Regions from separate parts of the Homo sapiens genome. Here region 1 is linked to region 2. A link is a contact called in ENCODE Hi-C or POLR2A ChIA-PET data. All regions are on one chromosome and are shown on one strand. The core of a region is the stretch at or near the end of the contact, and the rest is flanking DNA. Distances in the headings are between cores, read along the strand shown.

Region 1 (5,144 bases), core at 698-3,197, 51 kb after region 2:
TGGGCTTATTATTTATAAATTTGCAGTATTTCACAAATGCACAGTAAATTTCAGCTTATAATTAAACAATCATAAGAGAATTTCTTCACCAATATATTTGTTCACTCTTTAACATTTGTACTTGACCTCCCTACCTCTTACAGCAAATTTATATGTTTAAATAATTTAATTTTAAAATTAAATAATAAATAGCAGAAAAATTCTTTGAAGGATTTACCTGTACTCAGTGTCTAATTCCTCTCCTCCAATCATTAGTCAAGTTAGTTGGAGGAATGCGGCTGCCTTTTCATCAAGTTCCTGATAACATTCAGGTCTATGAAAGGGAAGGGGTGTGTAGGGGGATGAGAAGCCGGTGTGGGGAAGGCAGCAGGATACAGCTATTTATGAGCCTGGGCACACTTGGAAAACAGTCTCATGCATGACCTTACAGCCAACACTCTTATGGGGAGCACTTATGACACTCATCAGTGTCTCATTTATGACAGTACCACTGAGGAATATCAGTACGTTCAACTCTTTCATCAAACTCTTTCCATCAAACTGTTAAACTGAAGGTATGTTCAAACCTTTCATCAAACTGCAGAAGAAAAACCATATGTATGGAGAAATAAGTGACTAAATTCAACTAAAGTAAGTACAATGAAGACATAGACAACACCATCTATTAATGTATTCTGTCCATGGCACCTAGTATAAAAACATGTATTAGGTGATCAGTGCATATTGATTGGGTCATGAATATAAAATTCATTGTTTCCATTCAGAAATTGGAAAACATTCTCCATAAACGCGGATGAACAGTAGAAAGTCATCCAACATGATCCCATTCATGCATCTCTCATGCATATGCATCCTCACTAACTCTTTCTGCTGTCATTGCTAACCTGGGACCCCCACTCCCACCCCTCCTTCTCCAAGCCAGACGCACCTGCTACCCTGGGCACTCACTGCTGCTGCCATGTCTTGCTGTGTAATGCCATTGTCAACCTCCCTGCCTGGTGTGCGTGCCATTCTCCTTCACCGGAGGAAGGAATGTTTAATTATTTTTAATCAGTGGACATGGCATCTTGCTAGACAGCGACACTTGGGGGATCCAACACCATCTGCCTTCCACCAGGCGCCAGCTGCTCTGGTAGATGTCGGTAGAACACCTTAGGACATAGCCTTCTGCTGCCAGGTGCCTACAAGCGGCTGCCACTCGGCACCATCTCCAACATGAGCTGCCACTTGGGCTCATTCCCTGTCATGGTTTGCCTCTCATCCCTGCACTCTTTCAGGCAGGTTCTCCACAGCCCCAGCTCCCAGAACATTTCCCAAACAACCCAGTAGCCTGCCAGTAATCATAGGGTCCAAACATAAATGTTACCCTAACCCAAATGGCCACGGATCTTTCCATCACCATTAGTCAACCTAATGGATCTGCTGACTTCAGTCCCACAGAGAACGGCCACTGACTTCACAGCAGGCAGACCCATGGAGAGCAAGGGTCAGCCAGCTACTGAGCATTTAAAACAGTGGGGAAGGAAAAGGGGAGGGAAATGCCTCTCAGATAAATCACCGGAGCTGTCTGGGGTGAGCAGTGCCCGTGGTAAGTGAGCTCCTGCAAGTTCCTGTCACAGACCTGTCCCTTCCACCTCCTACCCTTAAGGCAGTTCCTGCAGCTCTCACAGCTGTGCCCACACTTTCACTCCTGCAAAGAACGTCTCATTGGCTTCAATTGCTTTAGCGGCTCAGCGTGGTCCCTGTCGGGAGCACTTGTCACCTCCTTCCCAAGCAGCCCGCTTGACACCCAACCTAATTCCTACTTGGTGAACCAAGCCCCCAAGGTTCCTTTCACCCCCACCCCTGCCCCCCATTTTGTGAAGAGCCAAATTCAGCAGCTCCAATCTCAGCTTTATTTTCATGCAAAGTGAAAGAGCTCAGCCACCCGGCACTGGCTGAAGGGTAGATAAAAGCCCCAGCTGTGCCTGCTCTGGGAGTCACTTTCACCTCCAGCAGGAAAGCAAACTGTTTTTGTGCCTGAGGGAAATTATGGAGCCTCACACTTTCATCCAGAGACGGACAAAGGGGAGGTCAGGTGCTGCATCTGCCAGAAATGGGGACGTGTGAAATGTGATTAACCCAAGGAGAAGCCACACAGAGCCCGGCTGGGGCCTCTCCTGTCCCTGTGTGTTTCCCAGTGTCAGAAGCAGGCAGAAGAGTAAACAAAAGCATTAAATAAATATTTTTCCGTTTAACCCATGTGTTAATACAGATTTTTACAACCTCGACAGCACTGACTGAATCAATAGTTGCAAGTATTAGCCTGAATAATGAAGGAAGTAGTGTACATCTGTTGATTTCTCTGCATTTGTGAAAAGAAGGGGGGTGGGGGGGTGAGGAGGGGAAGAGATTCCAGAATGAGCGTGTAATCACATTGTACCCTGCCTGTCCGCAGCACAGCTAAGCCTATCGGGCCCATCAGATGAACTCGCTAATGCTATTTCTCAGGCTAAATACAAACCGCTGGTGCCTGTAGAATTAAACTCATCAATAGCTAAGCTCTCCTGCATTTACAGGAAGACACAAATAAAATTCCTACTGATATGCCCATCAGAGTGGGAAGTTATCTGTCTCTTTCGAACAGACTTTCTGTAAGAGCTCTGTGTGGTAAATGAAGCTACCAGTACATTTGTCTCTTTGTCAAAATAAATAATGCCAATTTCATTTTTGAACAGTGTGCTTGGGCTGTATTCATTATTGTGTTAGGGTTTTGTTTCCGCCAAAACAGCCCTCCCCAGCCCTGCTGCTTGGACAACTTGTCTCTGATTAGGGATGTGTGCTGAAAACGGAAACTGTTTGAAATTAACTAGAGACGTATTAAATAATCACAAAAGAAATTCCGGTAAAAAATAGAGTCAGTTATCAAAAGATTAACACGGTTCTTTGTTCCGTTTTTTTTTTTTTTTTTAGACAGGGAGGGGAAGCAATTTTCAAGACAGACACCAATGCTTTAAAAGGATTTTTCAGAGGTGAATTACTTAATCCTTCGTGACTAAGGAAATCTTTGTGTGCACTACAGAGGATGGGAGCAAAGCAGGAAAAAATGTACAATATTGAAAAGTGAAAATATAATATTTGGCACACTGCAAACATATAAGTTAGAAGGCCTGTGAGGTGTTTGATACCTGCATCAAATCTTGATTCCTCTCCTATAGGAAGAAGAGGCAGATATTTTCTCGAATATTCCTAAAGGATTAACATAATCAGCTATTGAGTGCCACTGCAGCTACTTCACAAAAATGTAGTTAAGGCGGCACTTATCTGGCAGTGGGAAACTCAGCTCTGAGAGAAGGCACTTCATATATTAAGGCTTTAAATGGTATTTTTTAGGGCACTCTTCACTAAGCAAGAGCTGCTCTGGAGGTTGAGAGGGGTGTAGCATCCACAGGGCTATTCAGCTCAGTGGAGCCAGGCATAGGAGAATCTCCCTGTGCCTGCACAGGGCTACCAGAGAAGGCTGAGAAGCAGTTCACCTCCAAGGAAGTTCCCATCTGATTCTGTGGAGGGAGGGACTGGTTGAAAGGCACAGAACCCAGACTTCCAGAAAAGCCAGCTCAAAATAGGATTAACCTTTGTTAAAGGAGGGCTGTGAATTGCTAATACCCTTTAAAACCTGGATGTGCCCATGTCTCTGGGGAAACTTCTCCTGATGAGGTAAGCCAAATTGTTCCTGATCAATATCTTCTTTTTCTGTATGACTTAACTCCAGCCACGGAGATTTTAAGGGGCCTTTGCACCAGCCAGAGCTCTCTCAAGCAGGTGAATCAATTGGGTTGCTTTAGTACAGAAGGCTGAAAGGGCTAGTCCCCATGAGAAGGTCAAGTTAGTCTCTCAGGTGGGCTGATGGGCCACAATGGGGCAGAGACAGGAAAATCAGAGGACTTGGGCTGAGCCAGGTAGGTTTGGAGTGGAGAGAAGCATGTCCTTAGGAACAGAGATTTGTACTTGAACTAGCTTTAAAAGTTTGACTACTTTCCTTCTACTCATTTTATGAGCAATATATATTCTGAGTGATCATCATACATATTCTGTAATTTTTCACTTAGAAAAATAGCTTTTGCATTTCATACAGCTTCTAATTCCAAAATTAGTTCAACATCTAGCAGTGAATGTAGAAATATATACCCCTTTTGGAGACATACTTAGGGCTGGTATTGATTTATGCTGTACCATGATTTTAGTCTTATGGGATAATCACCTTGTCAAGGCTATATTTATTGTTGTGGCTATTAAATCACATTAATTCCTTGGCGATTACATGAGATAAAGCATCCACAAACTGCAGCAGTGACAGAATTCAGTTTTTCTCCCTAAATAAACTCAATACAAAGATAGCCATGTCCTAGTTTTTCAATGGCATTCCAACTTTTTTTTTTTTTTGCATATCTTACTGAGCATTAGAGTTGCAGCTTGTGCTTTGCCACAGATTTGAACTCTGGTGTAAAAGCCCCTTGAGGGAGAAGAAGAATCATGGAGACAAGTGCTAATGGCAACACCGCACAGAAGCAAATTGCCTATCAAATAGGACAACTTAGTGTCACAGAAACATTTGCAGGGGAGAAAAAAGGAGGAAGCAGAAATGATTCAATACTGGCTGCCCTTGATTAGGTTGCTTTCAGTAAATTTGTATGGAAATGTAAATTATCTCTAGTACATGAGGAGTTTACAATAACATTGTCTAGACCTAACTTTTCTTAAAACTCCCATGGTGGTGAGAAAATTAGGGTCGTGCTGTGAAGGAGTTTCTTACATTGGAATATGCATGGATAAGATTCTTTTGAAAATGGGCATGATGAAGCCCATGCCAGATTCACCCTGGATACAAAAGCTGATGTCAATGTTTGGTAGACCCAATGTGGGCTAGCCAGTGCCCCTGCAGACCCTCCAGAATTTGATGCCTCCCCTGAGGGGCAAGTCCTTCCTTGTTTCTACTCATGATCCAGCCTTATCATACTTAGAAACATACCTAAGAATACTGGCATCTGACAAAAACACATCTAGGTGAAGGTTGCCCACTCTGGGATCTTTTGAAAAGATTCTGCTTGTTTCGTATTTTTAATAAAGGGTCAGATAGGACTTCATCCAAACTTATTTGCCTTTTC
Region 2 (5,497 bases), core at 2,960-5,459:
CTGAAGCCAGAATGCACAGACCTGAAGATACTACCAACCCAATAATATACTACCAACTCAATGATTTACTACCTGTGACCTTGAAACAACTCTGAGCTCCTCTGAGCCTCACTTTCCTCTCCTGTAAAATAGAGATAATACCCTCCTATTTAACTCAAGGTGGGATAATGTGTATTAAGATTTTATTAAACTGTAAAGTGTTGCACAAATTTAAGGCATTATCATAAAAAGAACTTGGCACTACCAAGGTCACCTTGGAAGCTAAAGAAAAAGCTCTGAAGCCATAAAACTACAATCTCTCAGAGATTAACAAAAGGTGATGAAGTTGTATTTCAGCCTTATTTAAGGAAAGATCATGATTGCAGAGGTAAGTGGTGTTCGTGTTTATCTCTTTGTTTTTGATCGGATGGTCATCTACATTCTGTCAGCCCTAGCACCTGCAAAAGAAGTAAACCATACTTCTGGTTTCATTTGAAAGCCAGCCAACCAGGATTTTCTCCCATGGTGCCTCATAAAGCCTAGTCTTTCTCAAGCAGAGCAAGCAAAATTTTCCTGCTCCCTGGGAAATAAACTGGGTTGTAATCCCAGAATCGTTTCCTGGGAAATATACTGAGTTGCAATCATGTTGTTAGACATGACATTTACCCTCAAGAAAGTCTTAAGGCCTCTCTACACCTCCCCACCTTCTTCCCACCACCCATTCCCTCTACCCTCAATCTCCCATTAACCTTCCCTCCACACCCATACCCTACCATTCATGAACAAGGAACAGTTATAATATGAACCGAGAACAAAATGGACCACCATGTAAAGGGCTTGAAATTTAATGGGAAGAATGAAGAAACTGAAAATCAACAGAAGTGATACAGTAAGATATGTATAGAACTGATTTCTGCTTTCTATGAAGAGCCCACTAAAGGAATGATGAGGTTACCTGTTTATCTCCAGTTGTAGCCTTAGGTAAGAAAGGTCAGAAAGTTATTAACAGCCACCTAATTTACTGGGTAAGAAACTGGGACAAAATTTGGCAACAAAGTCTTTGTTATAAATCTAATGTGTGCATTTTTCCTGAAGTGGCATCTGGTTGTGTATCTTTAAGGACATGGTTAGACGTGTGGATTTAAGTCCTGGTTATCATCTTTTGGAGAAATAAGACTAATGATCACTGGCAGAATGCTGGTTCCACCTGAAAAGGTTATTTCAAGTGTAAATTCTAGACCTTTTAAGTAACAAAATGATACCAACTACCAGATCTGTTTCTGTTGCCTTTGGAATTACAGGCTGTTAGGATTGCTGGTCAAACCTCAAAGAAGGTGGAGTTGAAATTTGAGAGTCACTGATGAGGCAGCCCTGAAATTTCATTAACAATCAATAAAGCCTGTCATCGCACAGCTGCAGAGAAAATGCACTCTTACAATTGAACATCTACTATTGGTAGGAAAGACCAGGGTTAGCAGCAATCAAACTCCTGTTCAGTACTTCTTCCTCAGCAACCCCACACAGAGGTAATCATTGTTACCTCTGTACTCCTATACCTTACACATAGGGTTATCTTGTGTGTTCACTCCACATTGTCATTATTTGTTTACATGACTAGATGCTGATTACAGATTCTTCAAGGGCAAGGACTGGATCTTGTTCACTATTGTGTCTACAATGCCATACCGGACACACAGTAGATCTTAAAAACATTAAGTGAGAGAAAGCTGAGGAGTTTGGTAGACTGCTTTAAAGAAGTGTAGATACCAAATTATAGCTCATTTGCCATCCCCATGTCACTTAAAGAACCTAGGCATGTCATGGTTAGTCCTGGATACCATATTTTAGAGCATTTGGGAAATTAGAGTGTGTTCACTGTTGGAGATAGGATGGGTGGTAGCAGAGTGGGGAAATGCTTGGCAGAATCTGGAAACCATGTCAAATGGAAGAACTGGGAATGATTAATTTGACTGAAAGAAGGCAAAGGAAAGACATGGTTACTCTCTTCAGATATTTGAAAAGCTCTCAAGTGGAAAAGGTAGTTAGATTTGTTCTGTATTACCCCAGAGGGCAAATTAAGGTCAATGATTAAAAAGTAAAAGGAAGCAGATTTTAGCTCACCAAAAGAAAGAGTATTCTAAAAAACCAACAAACGACAACAACAAAACAAACAACAAAAAACTCCAACAGAATGCAACAATAGTGGAAAAACAGTGACCTCTGTCTTTGAAGTGATGAAAGCAAATGGCATAAGCCTCTAGAATCCCTTCCAACGTAGAGTTTCTAATTCTCCACGTACACCAGCAATATAAGCTTTTTTCCTAGACACTGTCTTCAATAGGTAGGAGGGCAGAGGAGATAGCATGGAGCTCCTTAAGATGGAAGAGAGAGGGAGAGGAGAAAGTCCCTGAAAGGCAAGAGGAGATGGGTAGTTCTGAAGACAAATTTTCTTGCTACAGTTTTGGCTAATGCCTCTTCTAGTCAAAGAAAGCAGCTAACTGCAATAAGTAGGGTAATGTTTAAAAAAATTAATAATAAGCAAAATTATTTGGCATGTGGGGGAAAGCCACATCTTTTTGAAAGTTGTTACAGTACTTAAAAGATCTGCAATCACACATCTGTTTTCTTGTTTGGTTTACGGTTGAAGGAATGGGAACAGAAGACTCCATGAAATTGAATGACACTTCACATTGATAAGCATTTCTGAAACAATATGGTAGCAATTTGAGGAATACATTACATTCTCAAGCTGCATAAAGAAAGAGCAAAGAATATAACCTTTAATGCTTAATTTTAATAGATAATCTTACTTGTTACAAATACAGCATTTCACAATGAAAGCCTGTGCTTCAGTTCAGTAATACGATAAGACATGGCTTGTAAAAATGAGAATTGAGTTTAACTATGCTTGTGTTTTATTTTTCATTTATCATTGTGAATTGCTTCTAAATAAGATTGTCTTACTTTATTAATTTGCATAATTACTGAAAAATACCATGTGATTCCAAATAACAAGCTTCTGAGAATATCATCTCAGATTTACTGTGACATTATTCTGAAAGTGACAAAACTTGATACACAATTAAGAGTAAAAGTGTATAAGCTCATTTTGTTGCCTTTGAGTCTTCAAAATATAAAGAGGTTATGTGGATTATACAATGAATTTTTGTGCTCAGATGCTGAACAGCTTGAAAGCCAAAAACAACTGGTAAGTATGATAATATTGTAAAGTAACAATAAGCCTGGTTTTGACAGATAGGAGCCAGGTGGAGTTTTTTGTTTTTGTTTTTTTAATTGAATCAAGACTCTTGAAGAAAGATGAGACAAGTCTCCAATGAAAATCTAAAAATACTTGTTCAAATGTATTTGTATTTTTTGAATAGCACCCTTTCAAATTAGCTTGACAGTCTCTGGTCCCAGTCAGAAAATCCTGATGCCCTGTTTGAGTTCAACCAGTCAGCAAGTACAAACATTTCACTCAGCTGGATCTTCAAAAACGTGGGCGAGGTGGAAAACATGGATATGGATAAAAAGCTGCAAGCCGTATATTCACTATCACACATTGTTTAAAGAGCCAAGTAGTAAATGCTCCTCTTTAGGTGGAGGCTGCTCAAATACAACAAGGCTCACTGATAAAATAAATCCCGTGGCCTGTCTTGGGCAAGCTGATGAACAGGGCCCCTGACTGTCTTCCCTAACATCCCAGGGATAGCAGCAGAACAAAAGCAGAGACAAAAGCCACACCTCTTTCTCCTGCCTCCCACATCCTCCTCTTAATCATTTGAAACTGAAAGTTTGGTAACGGCAGTCCTGCCTAAAATATTGCTTGTTTACTTAAGATGACATTCCAGAAGCTGAAAAGTGGTAATTACAATCCTGCTCTCCTTTCTTTCGAGTCATGACTTCAGTAAATTTGTGACTTTCATGAGAAAGGAACATCGTGGCTGAAGAATGATATATAAAATAAAAACCTTTGTATCCTATGCAGAATCTTGGCAGGAGAATTGTATTTTTTCTAGTAATTAACTGGGTGACACTGATTCTCTTAAAAGGTCTCAGTATTGTTTCACGCACTCCAGCCTTCAGTCTCCAACCAGATGAAGAATCTTATTTGTCTGTTGTTGGGTCAAAAGATGTTCCCCACAGCTGTTGGGAATCTTATTGCCTGGGTAAAATAACAGGGCATATTTCACAGGAACTGTTCATGTGGGCTGTGAGCTTGTTGTGAGGCACAAGGCCAACAGCTGGATGGAAATGGCAGGTTCTGGGCCAGCTGAAACTCTCTGCTTTCAAGTTTTGCGTGTTGTGCACATACACATAAACACACACACACAGACACACACACACTTACACGACCAGCCTGGGAATGTTAAACAACTCCAGATTTATTTTTTAATATGAACGAAAATGTCTAGTGTGACCTAGAGGATTGGCAGAACCAGGCAAGCCTACTCTCTCACCACAGGCTGGAGGCGTCTGGGCCAGGCCTAAGAAGTGGCTGCAGACCATGGAGATGAAGGGTTTGTGAGGGCAGGCTCATCTCCTCAGCAGGGTGATGCAGAAAGGAAGGAAAAATAATGCAAAGCAACTTAGCCATCATAGCATCTGAATGATTATCTAGCCAAACTCATACTTTTTAAGAAAAGGAAACTGAAGCCCAAAGTACACAGTGAACCAAAAGGAACCATTTCCTAATTAGGTCCCGGTTAAGGCCTTCAGAGAGTCTAGTAAACTCTAAAAGGATTGTGGTGTCCACCAGTATGTCATTCAGTACAAAACATTAAACAGTCTAATGAGGTAGTATAACACTGATTTTTTCCCACTAGGGTTAACTTAAAATATGTTTTTGGAAGTATTTCATGTCACATGCTTTCAGAAATAGTTTCTCCTATCATTAGACACCCCCTAGTGTGCTGGTGCTCCGAGTCTACGCTTATCTTGCCTATTGAGAATCCAGCTTTTCTTCTGACCCCAGGGCTGAGCAATTTCCACACCCTTGTAACCTTCCTCATCCTCTATCCTTGAGTGATGGACTGCCTGGACTGGCAGGTTCTGGCAGGTTCCCCTTTCCAGTCTGCATCCAGGGGCAGGGAGGAGAGGGAGGGAGAGCGCCTTCACATTAGCCATGCCAGGTAGCTGCTCAGCCTCCTCTAGAAAGTGCCAGGGAGGACAATACATTCTCTCCTAGGATGGTCTGTTCCGTTTCCAGACAATAGCTCTGATTCTTAGAAAGTTCTTTCCTGGGTTAATTTGGAGTGGTCTTGCTATAGCCTCCACTTCATAACATTGGGCTTTGAGGCCCATGGACAGAACTTTACATTCATCTTACTGAATTGTGTTTGTTATTAAAACCACAAAGATATTTGTAGATCTTGTCTACCATATTACCATCCTTCCCTATTTATTTATTTATTTAAGACAGGGTCTTTCTCTGTTGTCCAAGCAGGAATGCAGTGGTGTCATTATAGCTCACTGCAGCCTTGAGGCTCAAGTGATCCTCCCACCCCAGCCTCCCAAG

The links. A loop is a pair of places that touch in the nucleus more often than their neighbours do. ChIA-PET counts read pairs that join two places held with the same protein, here RNA polymerase II (POLR2A). Pooled maps may share reads with other maps.
Region 1: a map of heart right ventricle shows a loop between it and region 2 (7-fold over the local background). The contact joins two enhancer-like sites. A Hi-C loop is called at or near these places in 3 of 168 maps with a recorded cell type or tissue (heart right ventricle, sciatic nerve and tibial artery) and 1 of 50 pooled maps. POLR2A ChIA-PET finds 5 or more read pairs at or near these places in 1 of 52 experiments (activated B cell).

What each region holds. Positions count from the first base shown.
Region 1 is chr1:83,691,129-83,696,272 of GRCh38, forward strand. The region is part of intron 2 of LINC01725 (long intergenic non-protein coding RNA 1725); the gene reads right to left. Among named protein-coding and RNA genes, the nearest start is that of LINC01725, 170 kb to the right of the region's middle. RefSeq lists enhancers at 1,144-1,678, 1,679-2,214. Within about 2 kb of position 1,948, at least 7 of the 41 ENCODE cell types and tissues checked have a DNase peak (open chromatin) inside an H3K27ac peak, as active enhancers do; they include heart right ventricle, where a contact is called at or near this core.
Region 2 is chr1:83,637,787-83,643,283 of GRCh38, forward strand. The region is part of intron 2 of LINC01725 (long intergenic non-protein coding RNA 1725); the gene reads right to left. Among named protein-coding and RNA genes, the nearest start is that of LINC01712, 190 kb to the left of the region's middle. Within about 2 kb of position 4,210, at least 4 of the 41 ENCODE cell types and tissues checked have a DNase peak (open chromatin) inside an H3K27ac peak, as active enhancers do; they include heart right ventricle, where a contact is called at or near this core.